6 separate regions of the Homo sapiens genome follow, and regions 2, 3, 4, 5 and 6 are each linked to region 1. A link is a loop called in an ENCODE intact Hi-C map of the cell type or tissue named here. Cell type or tissue: HCT116. All regions are shown on one strand.

The links. Peaks named below come from ENCODE experiments on the same cell type or tissue, not always from the same donor. Only the 100,000 strongest peaks of a DNase experiment are listed, where the experiment ranks them.
Region 2: a loop joins it to region 1, with 4 times the contacts of the local background. A loop is called at or near these places in 2 of 110 quality-filtered maps.
Region 3: it touches region 1 in a loop (4-fold over the local background); 2 of 110 quality-filtered maps call a loop at or near these places.
Region 4: it touches region 1 in a loop (2.5-fold over the local background); 8 of 110 quality-filtered maps call a loop at or near these places.
Region 5: a loop joins it to region 1, with 2.5 times the contacts of the local background. A loop is called at or near these places in 62 of 110 quality-filtered maps.
Region 6: a loop joins it to region 1, with 8 times the contacts of the local background. A loop is called at or near these places in 2 of 110 quality-filtered maps.

What each region holds. Positions count from the first base shown.
Region 1 is chr12:59,112,021-59,117,020 of GRCh38, forward strand. It overlaps LRIG3-DT (LRIG3 divergent transcript), which reads left to right. Exons shown (of 6, transcript NR_183518.1): 4 at 1,470-1,588. Among named protein-coding and RNA genes, the nearest start is that of LRIG3-DT, 190 kb to the left of the region's middle. RefSeq lists an enhancer at 1,993-2,252. In HCT116, a CTCF peak has its summit at 1,936 (motif pointing right); a DNase peak (open chromatin) is centred at 1,941; H3K27ac peaks cover 418 bases.
Region 2 is chr12:59,805,983-59,810,982 of GRCh38, forward strand. No RefSeq gene overlaps it. Among named protein-coding and RNA genes, the nearest start is that of SLC16A7, 210 kb to the left of the region's middle. In HCT116, a CTCF peak has its summit at 2,527 (motif pointing left); a DNase peak (open chromatin) is centred at 2,539.
Region 3 is chr12:59,832,355-59,837,354 of GRCh38, forward strand. No RefSeq gene overlaps it. Among named protein-coding and RNA genes, the nearest start is that of SLC16A7, 240 kb to the left of the region's middle. In HCT116, CTCF peaks have their summits at 2,849 (motif pointing left) and 3,069; a DNase peak (open chromatin) is centred at 2,807.
Region 4 is chr12:59,370,992-59,375,991 of GRCh38, forward strand. No RefSeq gene overlaps it. Among named protein-coding and RNA genes, the nearest start is that of LINC02448, 150 kb to the right of the region's middle. In HCT116, a CTCF peak has its summit at 2,188 (motif pointing left); a DNase peak (open chromatin) is centred at 2,160.
Region 5 is chr12:59,162,673-59,167,672 of GRCh38, forward strand. No RefSeq gene overlaps it. Among named protein-coding and RNA genes, the nearest start is that of LRIG3-DT, 240 kb to the left of the region's middle. In HCT116, a CTCF peak has its summit at 2,627 (motif pointing left); a DNase peak (open chromatin) is centred at 2,659.
Region 6 is chr12:59,400,957-59,405,956 of GRCh38, forward strand. No RefSeq gene overlaps it. Among named protein-coding and RNA genes, the nearest start is that of LINC02448, 120 kb to the right of the region's middle. In HCT116, a CTCF peak has its summit at 2,506 (motif pointing right); a DNase peak (open chromatin) is centred at 2,515; H3K4me3 peaks cover 392 bases.

The DNA.
Region 1 (5,000 bases):
TAGTGTGAAGAGGTGGAGCTTTTAGGAAATGATGAGGTCATGAGGGGAGCCTTCATGGATGGGATTAGCTAGCTTGTAAAAGGGCTGGAGGGAACGAGCTATGTTCTTTTTTGTCCTTCCAGCTTCAGCTGTGGGAACATAGCGTTCAAGGTGCCATCTTAGAAGCAGAAAGCAGGCCTCAATAGACACTAAACCTGCTAGCAACTTGTTCTTAGACTTCCATCCCCAGTACTGTGAGGCATACGTTTCTGTTCTTATTAACTGTCCAGTATCAGGTATTTTGTTATAACAGCACAAACAATGCACACACACAGACACATATATGCAGATAGAGAGATGTCTTTGATACAGTATCTTAGGCTCCCGGAATCCTACCATTGATGGACACTGGCTGCAAGAATGTTGTCAGCAACTTCAGTCCCAACCCCTCCTGGATATTCCGCTTAGGAGAATCATGTAATAGGACACCCAGCTAAAGAGCTCTGGAGAGTGAAGGGGATACCAAGCATAAGAAGAAAACCATCACAGTTATTTCCATTTTTAACCTGGAAGCAAAAAGGTTATTAAAGATAACATTTTTGTAAAATTTGAAATGGGCACTTTTTTTCCATGTTTATAATTTTATAAAACCAAATCAATCAATCAATTATCATATTGATAGAACTTAACATGAAGTCATGTTGATAAAATTAAATGTACAGTGCAAATATACATATTTCATTATAAGTGTCTTCCAAGCCTATTTGGATATCAGAGTCATCTGTGAAGACTGTTAAAGCTTAGATGCCTCAATTCCATATATCACTGCTACTTACTTTAGGCAAGTCACCTAAACTCTCTGTGCCTCAGTTACCTCATCTGTAAAATGGGGATAACAGCCCTATCTTCCTAACAGGAATGTTATGCTGATTAAATGAGTTAATGTATGTAAGGTCTTTTGAAAGTTCCTGGTACGTTAAAAAAGAAACACATGCCGACATGTAGTGATTGCTATTCTTATTCCCTGTGTAAGTTACTTGGATCTTTATTTCCAGGGATTTTGGTCTGGCTCTCACTATGGGTTTATTCCTAGAGGGAGCTCAGTTTTCCTAGCCAGGTACTGTGAATTTGGGGTTAAATGGAGAGAAAATGTTGTGCATGATGCTGTGGCTGTTGGGGCAGTACTTCTATTAGTATGTGTGTAGGGCAGCTGAGGGGCAAGACAAGGCATTCAGAGATCATACTTTGGAACTGGAAGCAGGTCATCCTGTACCCTAATAATTCCCAAATGGGATTTAGCTTTGTCATTTCCCCAAAGTGTTCCATGGCCTACTGAAACATGTATTTTCTAAATGAAAATAGATTTGTTTATGCAACCATAAATATAACTTTGAATTTATTTCAAAGCATAGATTTGAAACCTTAAAATATGACAACAAAATGGGGAACTAATCTTGGACACAAATAAGCTTTGGCAAATATCGTGACAGGTCCCACTGAAGCTGAATGACTGTGCAGGTTGATACACTGGACATTTTCGGTGAAACCTGTGTGAACAGACAACTGGAGGGTCAGATGATTTATCCTCTCCCCAGTACCTTGGCACAAGGTAAAACTTCTCGATGTTTGATGCAACCTAGAAGGGGTTGGTTACAGTAAACAAATGAAGTTACCATTTCTTATGCGGAGAAAGGAGAGGGTTGAACAGAATGTGTACAATTTTAGAAAGTCCACCTGGAATTTTGGCCTGAGATACATGCTTTATTATGGAAGAATTTTTCTGGTATTATTAAGAATTTTTATGCATGGTGACAGTTATCAATTTATTGCCTTTCAGCTCCAAATCTACCCTTATATTACCTGTTCTGAAATAACAGACAAGACTCTTTGAAGTCTTTCCTCTGTAGTAAGCATGATGCTAAGTTTGTCAGTAGAGGGCGCTGGAGGGCCGTGGCAGGAGGAAGGAGTTTCCTTTCACGGTTCCAGTAAGTTGCAGGTTTTTTGCTTCTTGCTCTTTCTGCGTTGCTGCCAAACTGCACTGTCCCAGCCATGCACCCAGACTGTGCTGCCTGACTTCCTGCAAACTCAAGGCCCCATCTTAGCTCAGTAATCACCTCACTGTGGCCCCCCTGATGTGGATGCCAGGTGCCTAGGCCTCCTGTAGGCCTGCCAGGAAACTGCCTGCCAAAGCCCCACTGCCTCAGTGTGCCCTCCCGCCAAGCTCCCCCTGCTTGAGGAAGTGTGCTTCTTGTTTATACATCGACTATGAACCAGGTCTGGCCCAGGCAATGCAGCCAGTGGCTCCACCATCCAGTACGCTCCAAACACATCTTCTGGAATAGGTTTAAATCCCAGCCTCAGGAAGACGGCCCCCTTGCCAAGTTATTCCTTTCTTGGGTCCCAGGGAATTCTTTGGAACAGGGGTCCTCAATACCATCTGTTAGATTTTGTAAATAAAGACTTACTGGAATACAGGCATGCACACTGATTTATAATTTGTCTCTGGCTGCTTCGATGCTGTAATGGCAGAAACAAATAGTTGCAACAGAGACCCAATTGTCCAGAAAGCGTATGCTCCGTACTATCGGACTCTTTACAGAAAAAAATTTGCTGACCTCTATTTGAGAGTTGTCTTTTCTCTCTTTATAGTCACTTCATAGTTATAGTTAATCATTATTTTTTGACCAGGCGTGGTGGCTCATTCCTGTAATCTCCCAGCACTTTAGGAGGCCAAGACAGGTGGATTGCTTAAGTCCAGGAGTTCAAGACCAGCCTGGGCAATGTGATGAAACCCCATTGCTACAGAAAGTACCAAAAATTAGCCAGGCATGGTGGTGTGCAGCTGTGGTCCCAGCTACTTGGAAGGCTGATGTGGGAGGATGCCGTGGGACCTTGAGCCTGCAGTGAGCCATGATTGTGCCACTGCACTCCAACCTGGGTGACAGAGTGAGACCCTGTCTCAAAAAAAAAAAAAAATTATCATTATAACTTATATTAAAATTTCCCAGTTCAAATTACTATGTTGTTTCTGTCTCCTGGTTAGACCTCATTGATAAATGCAATATATACTGTAATCTGATAGATTACATCCCATAGAATGGTGCCATTTTAATTTGAGAAGGAAGCAGCTACTATTTTACCTCTGGCCAATAAAAATCCTCCAGGCAAGGAAATACTCTGAGTCTGGCTACTGCCTACAAAGTGGGAAAGGGAAAAAAATAGAACAATCCTTTAGCATACAAGTTAATTATATCGATAAATTATTTCACCACATCTATACTTTATTCATTTTGTTGCACTTGGAAGCAATCCAGATGCCTACCACGTGGTAAGAATTTAGTAAATGATTTTGAATGAGTGAATTAATGAGTCTATGAATGAATATAAGGAGAACTGAAAACAAACTATAGGCAGCATTTTCCTTTCAATGCAAAGAAATGACAAATAATAAAATGTAGATAAGCTCTGGGTAATTTTTTCCTCAAATATTTACTCTGATTGTATGAAAATTATGGAAAATATATAAAGAGATGTGTCTGTGAATACATTATCTTTAAGCTATATATGCAAATGAAGTGGAAAACACAAGAAAAATAATTTTCTCCTGAAACATTCTGATAATTGAATCAAGCATTGCATTTTTGGTTTGAATTAGCTGAGCTGAACTGGTGATTCATTTCACTTCGCGTGTGAGGCCACAGCCATAGAGAGGTTCATACTGGGTTCACTTCAATAAACAGCTGCGGACTGGGGTCAATTTTTATTTTATTTAGCATTATTCATTCATTCAGATTCCATATTCAGCTAATTACTTGCAGGAACAGTACTCATTAAGAAAAATAACTCATTTACATGGAAGAAGGCTACAGTTTGCCCTTTTGCTTTTATCTCCCTTCCTTCCCGTTGCATTTATTCTTCTTTCATTTTGAGTAACATAAAGCACAAAAATCAAATCAAGGCACTTTAAATTCTGATTTCTTGTTTCCCAAACATTCAAACCTTTTTATGGACAGAAATTAGCCTTTGCCAGGTAATTCAAATAAAGAGTTACATTCTATTTTAATCCTCTTTTCAAGTGAGCATTTTGCCATATTGCTCACATCTTCCTGTCTGCTCACAGACCACTTTGCAATGGTTTGCTCTGCCTTCCCTTTAGCTGATTGCGGGGCATTCAGTGGAAAGCCTCAGATGCTGGTGATATTTTCTCTACTGTTTACAAGAGCAGAAAAGAATTTCACACTTTTTTGAGCACTGCAGCTGTTTCAGCACCTTTAAATGCCACTTATAAGCCATTCTAAACAAACCAACCTGCCTACCAGAAAACCAAAATACCTGTTAGTACTTTTTTCTCTATGAAGGATGAAGAGTTTTCTTTAATGTTCCAAATAAATTCAAGGAATGCATTTTCATTCTAGGCCTTCATACAAAGACAGAAATATAGGTAGATCAACATTAAAAAGATAAAAGTAGTTCCCATTTTTATTAGCAGTAGGAATTTGAGAGATCGAGAAAGTAGTGATTATTCTCTAATAGCAATCTTAAAGAAAAGTATGTAATGCTAGTTAGCTTGTCGTTTTGTTTAACCTGACCTCTAGGTTAGTGGTTCTCAACCTTGTTTGCAAGTTGGAATGACATGGGGAGCTTGAAAAAGAAAAAAGTGGAATGCCTGTATCCACCCCCAGAGGTTGGGAATAAACTGGTCTAGGCTGTGGCTGATGTTTGGAAGTTTGAAAAGCTCCTCAAGTAATTGTAATGTACAGACAAGTTTGGGAACCAGTGCCCTGGATTGACCTTGGGTCCAAGGTCTTGTGTCATGGCTGTCCAACAGAACTTTCTGAGATTATGGAGGTAGTAACTGCAGTGAGAGCTACTACCCCTGGAACAGAAGAGACAAAGGGAAGAGAGTGGTGTTTTTGATATAAGAGCTAAGAAGAAAGTACTTAGGCAGATAGTGAGGGCATGGGAATCCTCCGTAAGGTCTTCCTTTTAATGAAAAGCAGCCCCAAAATCATTTTCTTTTC
Region 2 (5,000 bases), 690 kb after region 1:
GTTTGGGAAAGTGCAAACGATGCAGTGCAGAGGGGCAAAGTGCTGTGCCAATTGAACGTGACCCTTCACTCATTAAATAAGGGGCCTTTTCTGAAGTCCATTTTGAGGAGCCCCCCACTGCCATCTCACTAGCCAGAACTGACTGGGTGACCATGTGACCACTCCTTAACCGTCCAGTGGTGATTCTTCCCTGAAGCTTCAGTAGACTCTGTCTTGCCTGAGCTCAAGGGCCTTTCATCTATTTCTAACAAGTTAGTAACAATAAGAGAAGGTCAGATAGGCTGGGCGTGATGGCTCATGCCTGTAATCCCAGCACTTTGGGAGGCCAAGGCGGGCAAATCACTTGAGGTCCAGAGTTCGAGACCAGCATGACCAACATGGTGAAACCCTGTCCCTACTAAAAATATAAAAATTAGCCAGATGTGGTTGTGGGTGCCTGTAATCCCAGCCACTTGGGAGGCTGAGGCAGGAGAATCACTTGAACTCAGGAGGCGGAGATTGCAGTGAGCTGAGATTGTGCCATTGCCCTCCAGCCTGGATGACAAGAGTGAAACTCTGTCTCAAAAAAACAAACAACAACAACAAAAAACTGAAAAACAAAAAACAAAAAGAAAAATAGAGAGAAGGTCAGATAAATATTAGGTGCCTGTCATGGTGTGGAACTTGACATAATAAGCTACAAATATTAGCTTAATATACACAAATGAATTTCACCTAATAGATAAAATTAGGTAAAAAAACATTATGTAATATAGCTTTCATCCACAAGGCTATTAAGTCAAAATAGAAAATATTTTTCTCATATATTTTCTCCTAGACAGAAAGGGAGAAAGAAAGTGTGTTTGTATGTTTGTGCAGGTGTTTTTAGGGACAGGGCCTGCTGGGCATGGGGGAGTTGCATCTTGTGTTCAGAGGTTTTCTGCACACCAATTTGGCCAAATTCACAAGTGGTAGTAGTAGGGTGGTATATATGACAAATGAATAAAAATATTAAAAGCACATAAACAGCTACATAAACCGTAAAACATATTACTTTATGCATTTGACAAATATATTTGAGTACTTATAATTGTAGAGATGTTCTAAATGCTAAGTTTACAGCAGTAAACAAAATAGTAAAACGTTTAGAACACATAATTTTCTAGTGGAGAAAACAATAAACAAAAAAATAAATCATTAAATATGTTAGATAATAAGTGCTAAGAAAGTAACAGTGCAGGGAAGGGGGATAAAGAGGTTACAATTTTAGATAGAATGGAAAATGCAAATTAGGTGATATTTGCATATAAAGATAAAGGAGGTGAAGAAACAAGCCATGAAGATTTCTGAAGAAGGAACATCCTGAGCAAAGAAAACACTAAGTGCAAAAGCTCTAAGTTAGGAGTATATCTGGCATGTTCAAGAAAGGGCAAAGTGTTCAGCAGTGTTCAGAGATAGAAAGGGAGAAAGCAGCAGATGAGATCTTAGAGGGAAATAGGGACCAATTTTAGAAACTTACTGATCAGATAAAGGACTTTGACTTGTACACTAAGAGAAAGTAGCATTGGTTACAATTATTTTTCATAAAGCTAGAAAACAAAAACAATACAAATGTCACAAATCAATCAACAGGGCTCTACCATCTCCATGTACATTGCCACACCCCACCTGTAGTCCCTGTTCTAATTCACATAGGTCTACAGTCTATTTTTTTATATCTAATCCCCTAGTTCTTTATATCCCATAAATATGCCATATCTAATCTTTCACTCAAATTTTCCTCATGACTATTTAACCTTCATGTTCTACCTAGATTCTTATCAAATTACCACCACTGTTCCAAATATTCAATGAATTTTTTGTTTTGTAAAGTAAAAAGATCAATATCAAGAGCATGGTATGAAAATTCCTCATTAGGTATCACTACTTAGCTTTCCAGACCTATTTCTTAATAAATCCTTTTATAATTTCTAAAATATAGACATATGTGTCTCCTTATTTTCATAAGTCTGCCCTTTTTTTGCCTCATGCTGTTTCATAAGCCTATAATGCTCTTTCCCATTTCTTGACCTGATGAACTCCTACTTACTAAGATTTGGTCCATGATTTTGAGTTATTGTTTTTTGCAATAAGATTTAAGATGGAAGCTTGACACTTAATTCTTCTAATAAATCTAATTGCACACATTCTAAATTTTGAATAAAATCATCATAGGCTCAGAAAGATAATCTACATTTGTATTTGAAATAGGGAAAATTACGTAAACACATCAGAAAACAAAATTTCTTCTTTATAAAGTGTAGAATGGCTATGTGCAAAATGCCTAGGGACTATTTGCTGTTTGCTCCTCATGAAATGTCCCCTGCTCCTCCTGCAAATTCCTATCTTATCATCCATTAACATAGAAATCAAGCTCAAGTATTTTCATCCTCTGTTAGCAAATAATCTTCCTCTTCTTGCTAATAATCTCCCTAGATTTTGTCCTTTGTCTAATCACTAAATTCTAAATTTACTATGCTACTCTGACCAAAGAGTTGCTTGTATTCGGCCCTCTAGTGGATGAGACGTGTAATTTTTATGGTAAGGTGCAGAGACCCAGTGGGGAAGTGCGTAATCAGAGCACTTAATTATAAGACACAGGGAGCAGCTCTTGCTTAATGTATCTTTATTTCCTTCAAAAATATACTATAACTTTCTTAACAGCAAGCATCATGCTTTCATCCTTAAAAAAATTATCAATAAAGTGCTGAGCATGCACTAGATGACTGTGCATCCATACTGATTATCTTTGAGAATTTACTGAAGTCTCAACTTAGGTTACAGTGTGGAATATTGACAGTAAAATTATATAGGATTATGCTTCATTTAACTAGTAATATGAATTAGATAAACATCTATAAAACATTAAAAAATCAACTCCAGGTGTAGTTTATAAGTACACACTCTTCCATTTCTGACAAAAAATGCACCCAAGTTAGATAAGTAAAAGAAATTTCTTCCTCAGAAGTGACTTGACGTGCCACTTGATTCAAGGATCTCAACTTAAGTCTTTAGGACTGAGTCTATTTCCATTGCTCAGTATCAATTTCCTCTATACAGGTTACATTCTAAGACTTCTTATAGTTTCAAAATGTTTGTCAATTGTTCCAGGCTTACATATATGATCATAGCTTCAAGTCTAGCAAAACAGAGAGCATTTTGTCCTAGTGGCTCCTCACAAGCCCCAGAATTCTGCTTCAATATAGTTGGCCAAATACTCATCATTCAACCAATCCCTGTGTCTAAGGAAGTTCCGGGCTTTCCTTGGCCAGGTTAAATCTCAAATGCAGAGATTTAGCCTGTGACAAAGACCCTCCTGAACCTTGTGATCTGAGTGTGGATGGAGGATATTTTCCTGAAGGAAATTTGAGATTTTATGCCAGAGAGGAAGAGCTGCTAGGTTGAGAGGCAAAATGGCTGCTATATATTGAAAAAAAAAATGACATTAAGTTACTACGTTTCTATTGATTATATTTCTTCATTTCCAATTTGCTTTAATTGAGATAACTTATGTCTCATAGATTCAAATTAAAAATATAATTGTCATTATCATCATATCAAGCTTCTTGACTTCTATGTGAAAGGCACTATATTAAAATTATGTTTGCTCATTACCCTAAGTTGAGATGAATATAATCATTTCCTATTTTAAAGAATAAATATAAAGAACAACTAAATAAATATAAAGCATAATTATATTCACTATCACCAAGTTAAACTTTTGTTATTATATTTTACTTTTCAAGTTAATTATAAGAAAATCTATTTAAAGCAGTTTTTCCCATTTTCCACTTCACAGAATTTTCCTTATAAATTTTGTTTACATAACTTTTATGTTAAAATTAAAAAGCCAATCTTAAGCTTGGTGTTGTTAATTTGATATAATATTAGCTTGAAGTTCTAGCAAATGAAAATTAAATTGAAAACTTGATTATATGATACTAATCATTTGAATACTATTTTAAGAAAAATATATGTCAAGTTGTATATTTATATTAGGAAAACAGTGTAATCACACATATTTCTCCAAAGTTCTATTATCTCACAGGTTTTTTATATAACATATTAGCTAAAGAATACTTTTTAAAAAACTAATATGAGAAAAAAGAAGTCCAAATATATCACTAATAAAAGCATAATAGATGCAGTCATCCTCACACTGACACACACACAGTCATGCACCACATGATGACATTTTGGTTAACAACGGATTGCATATATGATGGTGGTCCTATAAGATTATAATGGAACTGGTCTATATAGGAATACCACTTTTTAAAATCTTTCATGCCATATTTTTACTGTACCTTTTCTATGTTTAGATATGTTTAGATACACAAAAGCCATTGTGCTATAATTGCCTACAGTGTTCAATACAGTAACATTCTGTACAATTTTGTAGCCTAGGAGCAATAGGCTATCCGTATAGCCTAGATGTGTAGTAGGTTATACTATCAAGGTATGTGTAAGTACACTCTATGATGTTCATACAGTGACGAAGTTGCCTAATGACACATTTCTCAGAACATATTTCCATTGCTAAGTGACACATAACTGTATTATAATAAGCTGGGATTCTTAGCAATTGTATTGACCATTACAATTGTAAATGGTTGGGACTCAGTTCAATCCATCTTAAGCAAATACACAAACACATACACACACACACACACACACACACACACACGTATATATACAAGATATTAGCGTACTTCACAGAATTGAAGGAAGAATTTTAAGCCTCAGGGCATCTCTGGAATATTGAAACTTGGCACTCTCAGGATAGTCTGCTGTCTGTTATCTCTGCTTTTCTCTGTATGCAGGCTTATTCTTTCTGTCTGTGTGACAGGTAAATATATTCTGGGCCTATATTCCTGCAACTCTATATCCATAGAAGAAAGAGATATTCACCATCCTCTAAACATGCACGTGTACATAATAACTCCAACTCTAACACATACACATGTTCTAGTTAAAAAGCC
Region 3 (5,000 bases), 720 kb after region 1:
AGCACTTTGATTAGGAGCCCTTCATTGTATTTACCATTTCTACTGTCCTTTAAACTTTATCCTGGCCGGGCACGGTGGCTCACACCAGCACGATGGGAGGCCAAGGCAGGCGGATCACAAGGTCAAGAGATTGAGACCATCCTGGCCAACATAGTGAAACCCCATCTCTACTAAAAACACAAAAAATAGCTGGGCATGGTGGTGAGTGCCTGTAGTCCTAGTTACTCAGGAGGCTGAGGCAGGAGAATCACTTGAACCCGGGAGGCAGAGGTTGCAGTGAGCCGAGATCACACTACTGCACTCCAGCCTGGTGACAGAGTAAGACTCCGTCAAAACAAACAAACAAACAAACAAACAAAAACACCTTATCCTCCAACATAGATAATGAGAGTATTTTGTAAGATGCGAAGACCATATATGCTTGGGAAGCTTACGCCGAAATACAATTATATAACCTGGGTCATTAGTTTGTGATAAAAATAACATTGTACTTATTTTAAATTTGAAGCTATTTTACCAAATTCTCCTCTCTCCTCTAGTGAGAATACCTTTCTTTCCTTCAAAGGATGCCTTTCCTCAAGATAATTGAAAGCATCCTAAGGGCAACCTCATTCCACAAGTCTAGTTTTGGTCCCTAGCCTTTCCACTGGAGAGGGAAGTTTGATTTATCCCCGTGGCAATGGAGGACTCTAAAACAGCTACTGGAGGCTGAGTGCCAGTGGGATACTCTGTGGTTGCTAAGCCTAAGGTGGGCATCACTGCTGACTCCTAGAGATTCTACAGAGAAACCTCTTCTTCATTCGCTAGAAGACATTGTTACTATCAGTAAGGTTAAAGGGATTGCCTGCCTCCCCACTGAAGTTAGATGACTCACATTAGTTACTTGAATTTAATTTGTCTATATTTCATGTGGATAAAGATCACAGTGCCATAGCTCTTTAGAGACACATATCTCTCAATATGAACATAGTCTTTCTCTCTTTCTCACCCTCTCTTACATGATTTTTTCATGATGTTTCCTAAATATCCCCCTTGTTAAAATAAAATAAGTCAGGCATAGTGGCTCATGCCTGAAATCCCAGCACTTTGGGAGGCCAAGGCATAAAGAAAACTTGAGCCCAGAAGTTTAAGACCAACGTAGGCAATATAGGGAGACACTATCTCTATAAAAAATTTTTTAAAAGCAGGCATGTGACACACACTTATAGTCCCAGCAACTCAGAAGGCTGAAGTGGGAGGATCACTTGAGCGTGGGAGTTCCAGGCTGCAGTGAGTCAAGATTGTACCACTGCACTCCAGCCTGGGTGACAGAGCAAGACTTTGTCTCAAAAAATAAATAAAATGAGCCAAATCAAAGGGTCCTATTTTTTTTTTTCAGAGTAAAAATAAGAGGTCTTCCAAGATCTGTGCATCCACAATCAATCGTTTTGAGTGACCTCATGTCCTGCTACCTTGTTCCCTCTATAACCTTCTCACTTCTCTCTGAGGATGCCAAACACCACCCATTTCTAGGCATTCCCACCCATATTTCTCTCTCCTAGAAACATACTTCCACCAGATATCTACTGTGTCTCCTGTCTTCACCTCCTTACCTCCTTTAAGCCACAATTCAAATGTCAGCTTTTCAAAGAGGCCTGCTCAGATTACACCATTTGGATTACAACTCCCAATGCCCACCTGTAGTCTCAGGTGTCTTTCCCTTGCTTTATTTTTTAAATTTATGCATTGTTTTTAGTCTGTTCTCACACTGCTATAAATAACTACCTGAGACTGAGTAATTTATGAAGAAAAGAGGTTTAATTGACTCACACTTCTGCAGGCTGTACAGCAGCATGGTTGGGAGGCCTCAGGAAACTTAAACCATGGTGGAAGGCAAAGGTGAAGCAAGCACATCTTATCATGGCAGAGCAAGGAAGGAACTGCCACACACTGTTAAACTATCAGACCTTGTGAGGGCTCACTCACTGTCATGAGAACAGCATGGAGGATACTGCCCCTGTGATCCAATCACCTCCCACCAGGTCCCCCCACCCCCACCATCTGGGGATTGCAATTCCGGATGAGACTTGGGTGGGGACACAGAGCCAAACCAATATTATGCATGCTATTTCATTCCATAATTAACATGTCCTTATACAAATAAGATTTCACACTATGTTTTTAAAAATTTTAATAAACTTTACTTTTAAAAATAGTTTTAGATTTACAGAAACATTGAGAAGATAGTTCAGGGAGTTCCCATATACCTATACTCCATACAACCCCACACAGTTTTCCCTATCAATATCTTACATTAGTTTGGTGTGTTTGTTACAATTTATGAGGCAATATTAATATATTAGGATTAACTGAAGCATACATTTTATTTAGATTCCCTTAGTTTTTACTAATGTCATTTTCCTTATCCAGCATCCCATGAAAGATACCACATTATATTGAGTTATCCTGTTTCCTTTGGCTTCTCTTGGCTATGACGATTTCTCATACTTGCCTTGTTTTTGATGACCTTAACAATTTTGAGGAATATTGGTTAGGTATCTTGTAGAATGCCCTTCTATTGGAATTGCTCTGAAGTTTTTCTTATGATTAAACCAGGGTTATGGGTTTTGGGGAGGAGGCTGACAGAGTGCCATCTTCACCATATCATATCAAGGGTATATACTACCAACATGATGAATCACTGTTATTAATCTTGATCTCCTGACTGAGGTAGCATTTGTTGGTTTTCTCCACTGTAAAATTTCTCTTTTCCTTTTCCCTCTTTTTATACTGTACCCTTTGAAGGAAGTTACTAGGCACAGCTCCCCCTTGTGGAATAAAAAGCTATGATTCATCCTTGAGGGTGTTACATCTACATAAATTGTTTAAAATTCTTTTGTATCAGAAATATCTTTATTCTCTCATTTATTTATTTCTCCTCACATTTATTTATGTCAGTGACAACTCAAGGATGTTTATTTTATACTTTGGGTTGTAATCCAATAATACTTCATTGCTCAAAATGTTCTCATTTTGGCCACTAGAGCTCTTTCAGTTGGTTCCTATGTCCTTTTGGAAAATCCCCAACATTGTGGGGTTTTGTTTCATTTTGCTTTGTTCTGTTCGAGCTTATTGTCTGCACAAGATGATCCAAGCTCCTTGTTCCTTTTATTGGAGAATGGAATTAGACACCAAAACCTAGGCAGTTGTTGCTACTAGGGTATTGATGCTTCTAGGCCCTCTTAGCTAACAGAGTATGAAATATATTTATGTATACTGTATTAGTCAGGGTTCTTCAGAACCAACAGGATACATACACATACATACATATACACATGTATATACAAGGAGATTTATTATAGAAATTGGTTCACATAGTTATAGAGGCTAAGATGTGCCACAGTCTGCCATCTCTAAACTGGAGAACAAGGAAAGTGGGTAGTGTGATTCAGCCCAAAGACCTGAGAACTGGGGCCCACAGGTGTAAAATCTGATCAAAATCTGAAAGCTCAAGAACCAGCAACAACAATGTCAGAGTGCAGAAGAAGATGAAAGTCTCAGCTCAAAAAACCCTTCCCCTGGCTTTTTTGTCTATTCAGGTCCTCACCCAACTGGATGATGTTCACCTACAATAGTGAGGGTGACGTTCTGTACTCAGTCTATGATTCAAATGGTAATCTCTTCTAGAAACACTCACAGACACACTCAGAAATAACATTTTACCTGCTCTCTGGACATTCCTTAGTCCAGTCAAGCTGACACATAAAATTAACCAGCACATGTAACCCATGTACATCTTATCTATACATATTTCTATATGTAACCATTTGTATCTATATTGCTAAGAATGAGATCATAGTGATATTTCAAACTTTAATCCATTACCACATGAACCATACTAGTCTCCTCTCCTTGCATGTCTGAAAATTCCCATTCCAGCAATGAGAACTTGGTTTCAATCACGTGTTATCTGTTTACTTACTTTTCAGTATACATGCAGAGTGATTTCAAAATTGTTCATCTGTGCCATTATGGGAAAAAAAATTATTAACTCAAGTGTAGCACTGAAGTATAGCTCCTTTTGCCTTGAGTCTTACAGTCCACTCATTTCCAAAACCTTTCTTCCATTCAATTGAGTTAATATCTTTGTAGCACAATTAGATTATTTTGTCACATTCTGCATTCTATCCTGAGATCCTCTTACCTGCTAAATGATTTTTTAAATTTGCATATATTAACATTCATTCTTTGTCCTGGAAATCTCTATGAGTTTTGACAAATGCATAGTTATATATTTACAATTACAATATAATACAAAATAATTTTTCCACTATAGGAGATCACCTGTCCTTTCTTTAGCCCTACCCTTTTCTCCTCCAGCCCCAGGAAATCACTGATATTATGACAGTCTCTATAGTTTTGCCTTTACCAGAGTGTCATATAAATGGAATCATGCAGTATGTAGTCCTTTCAGATGGGCTTTTTTTTCCAGTTAACAATACATATTTAAGGTTCATTTATGTATTTTTGTGGCTTCATAGCTAATTTATTTTTATTGTCAAATAATATTCCAATACATGGCTGTACCATAGTTTATCCGTTCTCCTATTGCAGGCCATTTTGAGTGCTTCTAGATTTTGGTGATTATGAAAAAAAAACTTAAAATCATTCATGTCCATGTTTTTCTGTAGACTTAGGTTTTAAATCAGTTGCATAAATGTCTAGGAAAAAATTACTGGATATATAGTAAGATTTGTTTAACTTTGAAAGAGATTGTCAAAATGTCTTCCAAAGTAGCAGTATGATTTTTCTTTCCCACCAGCAATAAATGACAATTTCTGTCACTCGATATCTTGGCCAGTATGTTGTATCGTCAGTTTTTTGGAATTTAGCCATTCTAATAGGCGTGTACTGGCATGTCATTATTATTTTAATTTGCAATTCCCTAATGGAAAATGATGTTGAGTATTCTTTTATATCCTTATTTTCCATCTGTTTATCTTTTTTAATGCAGTGCCTCT
Region 4 (5,000 bases), 260 kb after region 1:
TTTTAATTACCAATTTCACACATAGATAGACAATTGATGAAAAGTAGAGACAATGTCTTTGAATAAAGACAGATGAAAACTTTGTACTTAAGTAACTATGGGAATTACTAATTGAGTCAGCAAATAAAAATTTGAGTCACCATTAGGATCGGATGAAATTTTTTTCTGTGCAGTTACTGATATGTGTGTACTTACTTATTGCTAAACACAGTTTCTTCAGAAGTTGGTCAACTACTTTAGAAAGAAAACTTGCATATTCTCAGGGAGCCTATGCTATAAAATCCAATTATAATTTTTCTCCCAACAAAATTTTAGATTTCCGAAAAAATACATTCATAAGAATTTTTTTAACCATATTTGTTGAAGCCTAAACTTCTGGAGTTTACAAATAGATTTTTGTTTCACCAAATGTCTTCCAAAAGCAATAATAGTATACAAAATGTAATTGCATACTCATGGAAAAGGGTCTGTGTTCAAAGTAATTTTGTAAACAAAGCCTAAACAAAGTTATACTACAGAACTTCTACTGCAGGACTTCTCCAAGCTTTTAAATTGATAACGTTTATTGTACATATCAAAAAGGGGATAACAGAGATAGTATTTTTCATACTTGTTTCACCTTGGAATCCTACTGGCCACATGCAGGCACGTGTGTGTGTGTGTGTGGCGGGGGATGTGTGTTGTTAGGCATCCATCACTGTGTTTCAAGATATCCTGTAAGACACAACTTAGGAAAATAAGAAAAAGTATCAAGATGAGTGTCTTTAGTTTATTCTCACAACTTTGGGGAAACCTGAGTTGATTAAATAATGATGAAATATGTAAAGTTTACTTAATGGGGTACATTTGTACATGGGTGTTTTATTGATTTAAATATTGCTATAAGCTGTGACTCTAAAATTTTTTATCAATGTTTAGTAATTTTTTCTTATTAAACTTATACAAGGCCTTAGTCTCATAAATTTAGAAAGCATTTGAGCCATGTTTATATATTAGTACATTTTTCCAGTGTTTGAAGGAAATGTCTTCTCTTTAGTATACTAGGATGTTTATTAAGCGATGGCTTCATGTAATACAAAGATTAATATAATTTGTAAAATTAAATATCTTGGTCATTTACTCCCATATTTCTGGCACTTGTAATGAAAGAAAATGCATAGTCCTTCCTTCCCCACAATACATCATTTGCTTGTCAAGAAGTATTTTTCACTATAAACAAATATTACTATAAACAAAATACCTTGAATTTATATTTAAGAAAATCTCTTTTAGCTCTCTTATTTATGAACTAGCCATCTACTTCTATTTAGCCATCTGTCGTCATATCTTTGGTGAAGGAACATCTTTCAATTTTCTGCAAAGGACTAAACCTACTGGAATCATGTTCCTTCTCTCCAGATAACTTTAGCGTTCTCCCTGGGATTGCAGAATTAGCTGGTCTGCCTTTGGTCTCTTCACCTGGGTGAACACATTTCATTAGTTTGTTAGAAAATGCTTCAATAAATTTAACTCTCCTTTTCCTTTTTTTTTTTTTTTTTTTTGAGACAGAGTCTTGCTCTGTTGCACAGGCTGGAGTGCAGTGGCGTGATCTCGGCTCACTGAAACTTCTGCCCCCCAGGTTTAAGCAATTCTCTGCCTCAGCCTCCAGAGTAGCTGGGATTACAGGTGCGTGCCACCTGTAAAAAATTTTTTGTATTTTTAGTAGAGGTGGGGTTTCACTATCTTGGCCAGGCTGGTCTTGAACTCCTGACCTCGTGATCCACCCACCTCAGCCTCCTGAACCACTGGGATTACAGGCGTGAGCCACTGTGTCCGGCCTCCTTTTCCTTTTTAACTTCAGTGATTTGCTTAATACATTATTGAGACGTGATCAACTATAGCATCACTAGGGAAGAGTTAAGAATCAGGCTATTTTTCACCAGGAGGCCTGGATTGAAAACTCTTCACTATTATAAGCTCTGTGACTTTGATTGTAAACCAAATAATAACTCCTGGTTTGGTTTTCTCTTTTGTAAAATTGGAATCATATTTATGCGGTAGGACTATTTGGAGCTTGTCAGTGTGTAGATGCCTGAATAAGAATGATGGGGTATTTCCAGAAAGTGACTGGCTCAGGGTGAACCAAGCCGAACTCTTCTCCGGGGGAGGTTTATGCAGGGGAAGCAGTGGTGAGAGCACCACCTACTGGGGTAGAGCCATGAAATATACTATGTCTAAAGGGAGAGTTTTTATTGTAAAAAACAAAAAAGGTTGTGTTATAGACAATTCCAGTCTACAATATAATAGAATGAGATAGGCACTTGCTCTTTCTTATTCTTTCTTGGTCTCACTGCTTTCTCTCCTGTTTCTTCTTGTCAAGCCTCCCTCTGTCTGACTCTAACCTCCTTATCCCTCTCTTTTTACCATAGTACTTTCTCATTATGTTACTACGACTTTGCCAGTGTATTAAGATATTATTTATTAAAATATTGTGTATTCCATGTTCCCCATCCTAGGTGAGCTCATATGGCAGCCTCCAAAGGTAAATACTAGGAAGACTGAACCATAGTGGTAAAGACAAGAAGATAGTTACCAAAGAGTGACCAAAATTATGTTCTGTGGATATACTTGTGACATCCATAGAGTCAGGATGGAACAGGCTTGTCTAAGGTATGGAGTGAAAGGGGACACAAAGAAAAAGCAGAATGTGCTGTCCTAATGTGTTAAGATAAAGTTTATAAGTCAGAGAGTCCGATACATACTCATTGAAATGCATTTAACAAATGCTCATTGTGTACCTACTGTATGCTGCACATTGCTCTAGGTGTTAATTTCACAGTGAGATACTGTCTCTTTTTTCTTGGAATGTGTTCTTTAATGAGGGATAAAGACAATAATCACACAAATGTAACAAATGTAAAAATGTAATTTGCAACTGAGATGAACAAAGAGATTTAAGTGATATAATGAGACCCCATAATACAAAAACTGACCTAGTCAAAGAGAAAAAAGTTTTGTTTAAACTGAAATCTGTAGGGTAAGCAAGAATGAACTAGATAAAGAGGAGAGATGTACATTACAGGCAGATTAACAGCAGATGCAAAGGCTCTCCATTTCTCACATTTGAATTTGAAGAGCCACTAAAATGCCTAAGGCAAGATGTCAAGTAGAATTTATTATGTAGAGAGAAATAAAATAAAAATATATAATATGTAAAATATGTGTTAAAATATATGTTTTACATGCTGCCCATCCTAGGTGAGCTCACAAAATATATGTTTTACATGCTGCCCATCCTAGGTGAGCTCACAAAATATATATTTTACATGCTGCCCATCCTAGGTGAGCTCACATGACAGACTCCAGAGGTAAATGCTAGTAAGACTGAACCATAGTGTTAAAGGCAAGAAAGCAGTTGCCGAAGAGTAACCAAAATTATGTTGTGTCAGTATGCTTGTAACATGCTTGTGTCTGTGTGTGTGTGTGTGTATATATATGGATATATATATATTTGGAGATATATATATATATGGATATATATATATATATGGACTTTCAAGAAAAAAATAAAAAGTATCAGATTGAAACTTCCTCATTTTCTTTACTTAAAACATTTCAACCTACCCACATCTTCACATGTCCTTTTTAATTTTATACTATCCATTAGAGAACTAACATCTCGTTTTCTCCCTAAGGTGGCTTCTGCCACCTCTGCTGTGGGCTCTATTCCCTCTCACCTTTGGAGGTCATAAATAATAAATTTTTCTATTATTTAAACTTTTTCTCAATGTGCCATTCCCATTGTTTCTTAAATTGCTCAATCTTTACATTAAAAGAATAACAACTTATTAAAAAAGAACCTTACTTAGGGGATTTGAGGAGCTTCCAGGTTGGTGAGTACATCAAGCTTCTGGGAGAGTCCTGCCCAGAGAGGGCAAGGAAGCTCTCAACACCCCATTCTGATACTTTTTATTTTTTTCATTAAAATAGAAGTCAAGATGACGTCATGAGAGTAAGCAAGTTAAGGTTATTATAATGTTTGAAAAAATAGTAGAAAAGGTTTGAGATAATAGTAGAGAATGTAAGAGAGAGTTAGAGAATCAGAGAAATGTGGCCATCATGAGGGCCCATTTGAAGTTGTTACTTCTCAATTTACAGTGGAATTCATATATTGTCTAATATGATATTTTTCAGGGTTCTTAGGATAATCAGTGCAAGCTTAGAGGAAACAGATGGTTAGGTTCATTAGAGTAAGGGTTTGGGCAGATGTGTTCAATTAAAAATTAAGAAGAAAGGATTAAGTTTTGCAAAAGGTTGCTGAAATGATGAACTTTAAAATCTAAAGAGGATAAGAAGTGAAGGGACCACCAAAACAGGTGGTCCCTATTTCTTGAAGAACAAAATGTGAATAAGCAAGTTGAAAAGAGAGGAGGTAGTATCTTATATTTTATTTTCAGTTTTATAGTTGTTGCATGTGTTGACAAGAGCCAAAGTATGATGGCGAGAGTAGCTAAATTAGAGGAAGAGAAAATTATCCAAGGTGAATAATTTGAAGACCTGGGAGGTCACTGGAGCAGACATGCCATTCATGGGGACACTTAAGTCACCAGGGCAATAGCTAGATGTCAGATACAGAGGATTTCAGAGGAATTCTGTAAGCCAGGCCATGAAATCCCTAACAAATGAAAGGGAACCACATAAAAATTGGTGAAGATAGTAACACTTATCAATGTAAATGTTGAAAGCAAAGAGAGTACTATAGCTGGGTACTATAAATCTCAAAAAGACTTAATTTTCTTAAAAAGATAGAGAAATTATGATTCAGCAGAAGCATCGACAATAGGAGGAGGGGCAAAGATTGCACAACTCATCCCCGAGATTAGTAAGGAATGAGAACATCCGCAATTTGAGAAGACTCCAGAGAAAATGGGATATGGCGCATAGAACCAGTTTCACTTAAGTCAAAAAAGCTGAAGGAGCATCTTAAAGACATATAGAAATCTTCTAGGAGATATTGCATT
Region 5 (5,000 bases), 51 kb after region 1:
CCTGCCTCAGCCTCCTGAGCAGCTGGGACTACAGGCACCTGCCACCACGCACGGCTAATTTTTTGTATTTTTAGTAGAGATGGGGTTTTACCGTGTTAGCCAGGATGGTCTCGATCTCCTGACCTCAAGATCCACCCGCCTCGGCCTCCCAAAGTGCTGGGATTACAGGCGTGAGCCACCACGCCTGGCCCAGAAAAATTATTTTCATGTTCACATATTTGCCATTGCTTAAGACATTTATGTTAACAAATCTAAAACTTAACTGTTTCAACTCTGTGTAGCCCACAACCAAAAAAAGATGAATACAATTGGAACTAATTGTATAACTATCTCAGAAACTTTGGTACGTGAAGACTGGAATCCAGAAGAGAGATTTACACTAATCATCTCCATACAAATGGCAATCAAAGCCATTGATCTGAATAATATTAATAATATTAATAGTAGATGTTCCATGAATGTGTTACAGCTAAATCTTATAATATTTCCCAGATACTCAATATGTGTGTCGTAATATGCTTAAGCTATTCCCTTCAAATGTTATTGACTTCTTTATAGCAAAATTGATGTCAAGAGGTTAGTAATTTGGAGACAGATCAAGATGAAGAAACAAATAGCAGAAAGGTTGTTTTTCAGAACTAACACAGGGTCCAAATGAAGGAGTCAAGACTAGAAGTATGTAACAAAGGAGAGAATATTAAATAATGAGTCGTTTATGTATTAAAACAAACTGAACTAGAAGTTTTACTACAAGGATGAATTCCTTTCTGTACACTGGAAGCTAGAGTGATACTCATAGGAGACCATAGTTTTCTGTTTACAGAGGCTGAACAGGCATGAACTTAACTATGTGAAGATCGAACAGAGATGGCAATAATGAAAGATTTTTAATGTAATAATGATTAATACTAAAATCTAGAAAGGTAGTTTTTGAGGTTAAACTGGACAAGGTAATCATATTTAACAGAGAAAACTTGGTGAGAAATGAAATATAGTCTGAAGAGTAAGTGGTTCTTGGGTTTATAGTAATAATTTATTAATTTTATTTGAACATTTGGGAAGTAGCTTTAAAAATTCCTTTTTGTATTTCCAGAAATGTATATCTGAACTCCTGACTTACCACAGAATTTGGGCCCCTCTGACATTGTAGCATGCCCTGTGGTACTTGGCTATTGGGATATTTAATCCTTGACTACCTTATCTGCTCTCTTTTCTTCTCCCGGCAACCATGTGGAACCAGTTTGTGAGCAAAGAGTGGCTTAAGATGTAGTAAAATTGACATGAAACATGTATTTACTTGCTTCATGAAGTTTTTTTTTTTTAATCAGTTAAAGGGGTGTCTATAGAAAAAGTTAAGAGCTTAGGGCATTACTGTTATCAGAAAAAATTTGGAGTTAACATTAACAGAAATATTCAGTATTAGGAATGTTAGCTGTTGAAGTACGGAAATGAGTTCCTACATATTATGGGAAAAAATTTAGAAACTTTACATGGCATAAACCCAAAGGAAAGTAAAATTTGATTTAATATTCATTAATTTGCTCAATCATTAAATAAATGTTGCATGAATGCCTACCATATAGAAGTCTTATGCTGGACCTTGTGGGTAGAATAACAATGAGTAAAACATATCTCTCACCAGAGGGACCTCAGTGTTATGGTCTAGTGAACAATAATAATAAAAAAAACTAAGTACATGAAGAAAGGGATTTGTGTGATCAATGTGTTGGGAATTGAAGGCTGGTAGGCCATCTAACCACAATGGTTGAATTATTGATTTTTATCTTATCTTACTCCAGAAAGAATGTTTTAGAAATGAGATAGACAAAATGAAACAAACATGAAATCTGGGGTGTTAGGAACAAAAAACCAACCCTTATAAAGGTGGAAATACTTATGCACCTCCCCTTCTGAAAGATAAACTACAACCCAACCAAGTTTGAAGTAGGAACAGTAAGAAAGAAAAAATGAGTAGAATGTTGATTTCTTTCAGACAGAAAAAAGTAACCAATTGTATATATTTCAAATATTGTTAAAGTTACTCAGTAAGGCTTTGAAAAATTAAATATCATCTCTCAGTGTGAGATGATATCCATAAATGTGCTTTAAACTCTTCAAAAGGCAGTATGTGGCACTCACTGTTTGCTATTTTTTATCTCTTTATACATTTTTATTTTGCTGTATTGTCATGTCTCCATGACATTAAAAATGGATAATGAAAAGAGATGAAAAGCTTAAATCACTGTTATTTTCTTACAGCTTCAGGAGAGATTTGATGAAAAAAATTATATTTTGGCATCATCTTGACTCTTGAACTTACTCCCAGATCAGCTACAAATTTGTCCTATGGCCTGAGGCACTGAAAACACGACAGAGCTCTGCAATAATTTCCAGTCAGACCAGACAACCTAGTTATTCCCTTTTCCCAGGTGTCCCGGTGACCTATATTATTGTCAACAACAAGGCATTACTTCAGCTTCAAGTCTTGCAAAATCTACTGGATTGGAAGACCAGATATTCATTTCACCATTTAGCTGAAAATGCACAGTACATTTTAGAATGATGGGGTTTGTTTAGCTCATCTATCCGTCCATCCTTACTTTTATTCTATTGGGTTCTTAATTCAAAAGAAAGACTGCCACCTACTGGATGTGTGATACGAAGAAGATATTAGCATTAAAATATACTCTCTCATTAAAGGTTGATTCAAAATAATTGCAGAAGAAAATATTCAAAAGAATGTCCAATTTTTACAGATAAGTATTGAACATATTTCCTTAAATGATTTTATTATCAGCAAATACTGAATAAAAATTATTTAACAATGTCCATCTAATTATTTAGAAATAAAATTCCTTCTTCCTGTTCTTATTTTAATACATTAAAAATTAATTTACCTTTTTTCCAGTAATAGGGAATAATTAAGTATTCTCTTATGTTGTCTGTATAAAAATAGAATAATGATCTTGACAATTTAATACTATTTTGTGATACAAAAACTCAGGTTATAGAAATACTAACAACTTTTATAACCTAGATTCTAGTAATTAAAAGCAGTCAAATTTGAAAAGGAGAAAGGTGCTCTCGTGGTTCAAATAGAACCAATGATTTTTATCAACCTAAAGTTAGCATTTAAAGTCTAAATGGTTGGTTCTCTAACTTGCTATATTATATTTCTTATGTCTCTATTATTATTTATTCTGTAGAGTACTAGTTAGCCTTAAGAAATAATTAGCCCCTTTGCCTTCAGATGCCCTAATATTTACGTCTATGGGGGTCTACACCCAAAGAACCCCATTTTATCTGTTTGACTAGCCACATTTCAAGTGCTCAGTAGCCACATATGTTAATGGATACTGTATTGGACAGCTGGATTTATAGAACATTTCCATCATTGCAGAAAATTCAGAGGGACAGTGCTGATAGACATAAATACTGCAATATTCACTCCATTTCCCTTGTATTACTCTTAAAAATGTGCCATAATGTTATCTTTAAGAGTCAGTACTCTAGATTCCGTCTGGATTTTTATCTCAGTGTGGCCACTTACTGGATGATTTTCAGTACAATCAAGAAAATAACTGGGGAGGAAAGCATGAGAGTAGTTGTAGTATTGAGGGGTAAATCAACAATTAGTAAGCAAATATATATAGAACACCTACTAATCATTGGCATGACTGGAGCAGAGTCCCTATTCTAAACAGTTTATGCTCTAGCCAGGAAAAAGAGAAAATAAGCATGTAACCAAGTAAAAAGAACAGTTTTAGGTGCTGTGCAATGATACAGATAAAATGATAATATTATAGAGACAAGAGGGCTGCTTTGTAGGTAGATTTATTAGCAAATGCTCTCTGAGTTATCAGTTGATTGATAAGAAAATGATAGAGGGTAAAAATCTTGGGGAGGAGTGTGTGAAGCAAATAAAGCAATAAGTATAAAAGCCCAACAGAGAAAAAACTTGACATGTTTAAGGTACAAAGTCCAAAGTGGCTAGAGATTAGTGAAAGGGATAAGAATAAGAGAGAGATAAAATCAGGGAAGTCAGCCTAGTAGTTTGTATTTTCTTTTGGTTGCAGTGAAAAGCTCTTGAAGAATTTTAAACAAAATAGTACTATGATCTAAAATATACTTTTAACAGTCACGAATAAAATGAATCATGATTCATGCATCTATTAATCAGGACAAACTGAATAGAAGTGACCCTTCATCTGCATTTTGAAAGCATTGCTGCTGCTTCATCATCATCCTTTATTTTGCACATTTCCAGGGTATGAGAAAGGAAGTTCTCCCTTATCGTTTTCAGTAATAAACTTTTTTTCCCAGGCCACTTAATGAACTTTCTGGGCAGGGATCTTGGTGTGAGGAGAGATTAGCGTGGAGGCTGGGGTGGTGAATTAAGGGTGGATAAGCAGACTGCATTTACAACTAAAGTGGATGTTAGATTTACTGGGAAGAAGTCATGAAAGTCAATTTGGATAAGTTGGAAATAGAAGAAAAAAAATACTGCATGTAAATTTTCTGCAAATAAATGAAATGCACTCAATTGATTTCTGATTCTATTGTACAAGTAATGTAAAAACTAAGGGTTTGATATTCTGTTTTAATAATATCAATTACGTATACCTGCATATGACTTTTGAAGCCCCAATAATGCAGCTGTAATGGGGACAATGCAAGCTCAAATCACTGGAGGATAATATTTTAACCCTGTTTGCATTGTTTAGTGAGACAATGAATTCAGTTGATTTCATTGTGACGTATCTTGTAAATCATTGAATTATTATCTTTAACAGGGTCAATGTATGGCTCCCATCTCCATTTTACAGCATCACTGCCCTAGATAACACCTGGGGAATATGGACTAATAATCTCCACATTATTGGCTCATAAGTAGAGTGACCCTGTTATATATGAGGCATTTAAAAGGAAGATGCACTTATGTGCAAGGAAAAAAAGAAAAATAAATTCTTAGCTTTTAGGTAGAAAACAGAATTACATTT
Region 6 (5,000 bases), 290 kb after region 1:
CTAGTTTTAGTTGAAACCACAATTTCTTAACACCCTGTTTACAATGCACACAGATAAGCTTCTGGCAATTTACCTAGCTCTCATCCTCCAAAAACTCGAAAGATAAATTTTGTTCAACATATCATTACTTTAAAATTTATTTTGAGATGCAAATAAAATGACTAAATTTATGGTGAAAAAGTTTTTTTGTGACTTCAAAAGAAGCATATGATGGGAAACTATTATCTGATTTATATACAACTATTACTTCTTTCATATTTTTACATTTAAAAGTCTGCCATTATTAGCAGTTAGGGAAATTATTTTGTGATGTATGTATATCTGTATATGACTTAACACTGGATCAAGTTTAAATTGGAAACATAAAAAATAATGAACATTTCTGCATCCATGGCTTTTGTTTTCATCATTAGATATAATGCACAAAGTGTGGGAAGATTTTTGCCAGTGGAGGCAAAAACTAAGCACAGCTAAAGAAACACCTAAATTCCATATTGCCAATGGCAATTGACATCTTTCATCACTCTTTTCTACATTCCTCTTTACAGCTAAGGTTCTGGATGAAATCTAGGTTTTGCCAGGGACAGGTACTCATGGAATATTTGGTAAACAGAAAGAAGGTTTCAGGGAGTAGAGGTGGATTACCAAGAATGATTAAGGAAGGTTTATTTACGATTATGACATTTTATACACAGACATTAACAAAACCTAAGATAAGAGCAGTGAATCCACAAAGAACAGAAAATACAAATTTTCTGAGGTTTTCCAAGGTTATCCTGAGACAGAAAAAAAGGACAGAATGATTAGAGCATAATGAATGGTCATTTGAGGAGTGTATTGAGATAAGGTTGGAGGAATGGTAAGTGGTCAGATCATGCGAAGTCATTGTGGTATAAAACGTAAATTGGCTCATTCAACACCTACTTCAACCTTCTCTAATTTTATTTTCTGTATAATAATGCTAGTGAAAATAAAAATTTCTCAGACTCTTTTTCAACTGGGTTGCTATATGTGACATAAGTTCTACCAAGTAGGTGTGAGTCAGAAATGAGTGACTTGAGGTGGCACCACACACTAGAAGAATGTATCTTCCGGCACATAGAACAGTAGGAGGCATTTGTTTGCTTGGGGCTACTTTAACAGCATTTTTTGCATCCGTTCTCTACTGACTGAATCCTGTGGCATAGCAGGGCATTTTCCCTGGCTCATTTTCCCTGGTTCTGGTTGCACAATATTCAGGGCTAGGTCCTTGACTCTTCTGTATTGTATATTGGAATGATTCTTTTTATTCAACCACCTAAAGTGGATTATGTTGTCTAAAAAAAAACCAAATACATGATACTACTTCTGGAGTTGTGCAGTAAGCAGCTCAACAAGCCCTCTACCGAAAAAGCATTGAAAAAAGAAGGAAAAAGAAAAGGCAAAAATTGACAAAACAGGAATGAAAGAGGGATCATCGCTACTGACCCTGCAGAAATGAAAAGAATTATAAGGAAATACTATAAACAACTTTATTTTAGTAGACAACTTCAATGAAATGAGTAAATTCCTAGAAAAACACAATGATCAAAACTGACTCAAGAAGAAAGTGAAAATGAGTAGATCCATAACAAAAAAGATATTAAATAAGTAATTAAAAATCTCCCCACAAAGAAAATCTAGGCCTACATACCTTTGTTGGTGAATTCTGTCAGATATTTGCAGAAGATATATCAAACCTTCACAAACTCTTCCTGAAAATGCTGGAGAAAGGATTATTTTTCAGTTCATTTGATGAGGGAAGTTTTTACCGAAACTGCAACGAAATCTGAAAAAATAGTTGATTCAAATAATTTCTCTTTGAGTATGTCCTTAGGGAGTCCCTAAGTTGGTGATAATGGGGGCATTAGAGATGGGGTGTTCTGATGACTATTTTTCTCATTGTCTTACTTCTCCTTTGATTGTTATTATTCTATGGTTCACAATATACAATAGCTGACTGGGTCTCTGTGTGAAGTGTTCTTCATGTCTTCTGAACCATCAAACTTCATGATACCCAACAGATTATTTGAACTCCTCTAGATCCATCACACTCCACTGCTGTTTCTCTCTCTTTCCCTCCCTCCCTCTCTTCCTCCCTGAAGTTCCTTTAAATTCATTTTATTTTGTATATATCTAGTTGCTTTAGAAAAGATTCCCACAGCAGCATTATGAAGTCTTTGTACACGGGCCTTCTTTCCAAAGTGCTGACTGACCTTTCTGCTTTTGCTGACGTTGTCAGTCAGGATTCCTTGACCACATTTATCTCGGGGGGCCAAGTGATTTTCTTCCCAGCCAGCTTGGATTCCTTTCACTGCATATCTCAGTCAATGGATCTGTACATGACAGAAAGCAATGCTATGACCACAGCCTGTTTTTTTACACTACTTTTAGGGCCTAAGTGCATTAAGCAATGTGGAAGGGCATTTGTTTCTCCCAGTTCATTCCTGACAGTTGGACATCTCTTGAGGCAGCACCTCAACGATCTCTAGAGGGCAGTGTTGCTTAATTCCAAATGCCGAACTGATCATCGTGGGTCTCTGAATGCAAAACACTGGTGCAATAATTAAAATACAATTTCTCAGAAGTTTCCTTGGAAATGGAAATGACACAATGTTTTAAATGTGTGCTTGAAAACATTTTTATGAAAAAAATCTTTTAAACATAAATAAGGATAAATAAAACTAATGAGGTTAGTTTTCTCTCTTGCCAATTTGGTTACATCATCTCTCAGGCTCTCCTCACAAAATCAAGCTCTCTCCCAATGATTCCCACAGACCCTCACTCTCCTCCTCCCCTGTCAGGGTAACAGGCATTTATCCTTCATGTTTCATAACTCTGTGAGGGAGCCTCAAGACCTCTTCTCTGACTGTCCTTCATCTACCCCAACTAATGATGAATAAATTCTCATGGAAAACCAGGGACATTAAAGTGAAAGCAGTGCTCCTGGGAATGAGAAAAAGGGAAAAAAGAGGACATTTTAATAAATTTTTGATTATGCTCTTATACATTTCAGGAAATGAATTGGAAACACTTGAGACTAATGCTTGAGACTAATGCTTGAGACTAAGGTCAAAAATAGATGAGCTTATTGTGTCCTTCTGGGGCCACAAAAGCCAATCAACTCATTAGCTAAAAAATGTTTTATGTGGTTTCTAAATATAAATATAAAGAAGGCTTTTGTGTACTTTGGAAAGTACTCTTGAACAGGAAAAATTCTTGAGTGTAAAAGAAATCTATTTTCATTCTTGTTAATATTTGTTATTTTAAAATATTATCATAGTTGTACCTTATGATGCAATAAAATCATATTCTAATTCTAGAACCTACAATAGTGAATTGTACTGTTCTTTACACATATCAGTTCTTTTAATAAATATTTGTTCAACTGAGTTGACCAAGATTTCATTGCTCAATAAATGTAATTATTGCATAAAATTTGGATTTACTTCAAAAAAAGAAACAATTGCTTGTATCATTATTTGAATGAAGCAAGCATGAGCTCTGAAAAACAAATGTCTGTAAGTCCAAATATCAGGATCAAATTCACTAAGTAATTGCTCAAGTTGCCAATTTGCCCAAAAAATCATTGAGAAACACTTTAAATTGGCAAGTCCTTCAAAATGGCTTTATATCAACAAGTCATTTTTTCTTTTTCTGGAGAAAATATCTGTCTAAAATAAATCTTATATATACTGTGAGAAAACTGCCGAAACTGGAACTAATTTTTATGTCTCTTTATAAAGTTAGCATAAACATACCTCACATTTAAGAAAACAAAACTTGTCGTGTATATTTTCTTCATAAACTTTTAGAAGTTCCAGTGTTTTTGAAGATTAAACAATGTTTTAATATGACAAAATCAGATGATTCTCTTCTTTTATTTCTGGTTTAATTCACCAACGTTTTTAGGCTTACTCTTTATTTTCACCTAAATGAACTACATATGCTACATATTATAATTTTTCATATGTGAAACTTACAATGATGTGTTTCACAACTGAAGAACAAGTCATATTAACCCAATTGGGGGCTGGGAATTTATATATTTATTCATATATCCATTGTTTGAGCCCAGATGTCTAAGTAAAATAAAAATAGACAAATGAATCTCTAAGCAAAACTTTTTATCTGGCAATATATAAAAAAGAGAATTGCAATTTTGGGCATACATACTGACCAGGGTGGTCTTTGGTATGCATGAAGAAGAAAGAGAAAATTAGACATTTTATTAGAAAGAAAAATGTTATGTATTGTTTTGAAATAAAACTCATCACCATCAATGTTTACAGGAGCTGGCAAGCTCTGACTGATAAGTGACAGTGGTACGTAAAACTAGTCTTAGAATTACTGTGGTTCATTTCTGCAGCTACTAGGTAAAACTACTCTTAAAGTTATAGCAGGTCATTTTGGCAGCTGGCTTGTGAGATAACTCCTGGGCAGGTGCTTTGTGCCCAACTATTTTTTTTTCCTGCTCTCTCAATACTAATTTAGTTGTGTATGACAAGACAACTCCAATTCATATAATCAATTTTTACACACATTTATTAAACAAATCTTATATGTGGGTTATTGTTTTAGCAACCAAGTACATAGTGATGAAAAATAAAAATTGCATACATAGAATTTTAAAACAAGATAACAATTGCTTTCCATTTTACTTTTACCTATAGAAGGCATTCAAGGGTTTCAGAAGGCAGAGAAATCACTTCCACTTTAAGACATTTTAAAAAATTTCCAAAGAAATGTTGAATTTGAGATAGGATTTACAAGAGTGGTAGGATTCTTTAGTTAACAACAGAAAAAGAGTATGTTGGTTGGGGTGACTAGAAGAAACTAAAGTGGAAATGGAACATAATAGTGATAAGAGCTTATTTGTTTAGTGCTTGCTATATGTCAGGTCGTTTATATACATTATGTCAAGAAATTCTTAAAATAATCTGAAATCCCCACTCTGTAAATGGGGAAAATCAAGCTCAGAG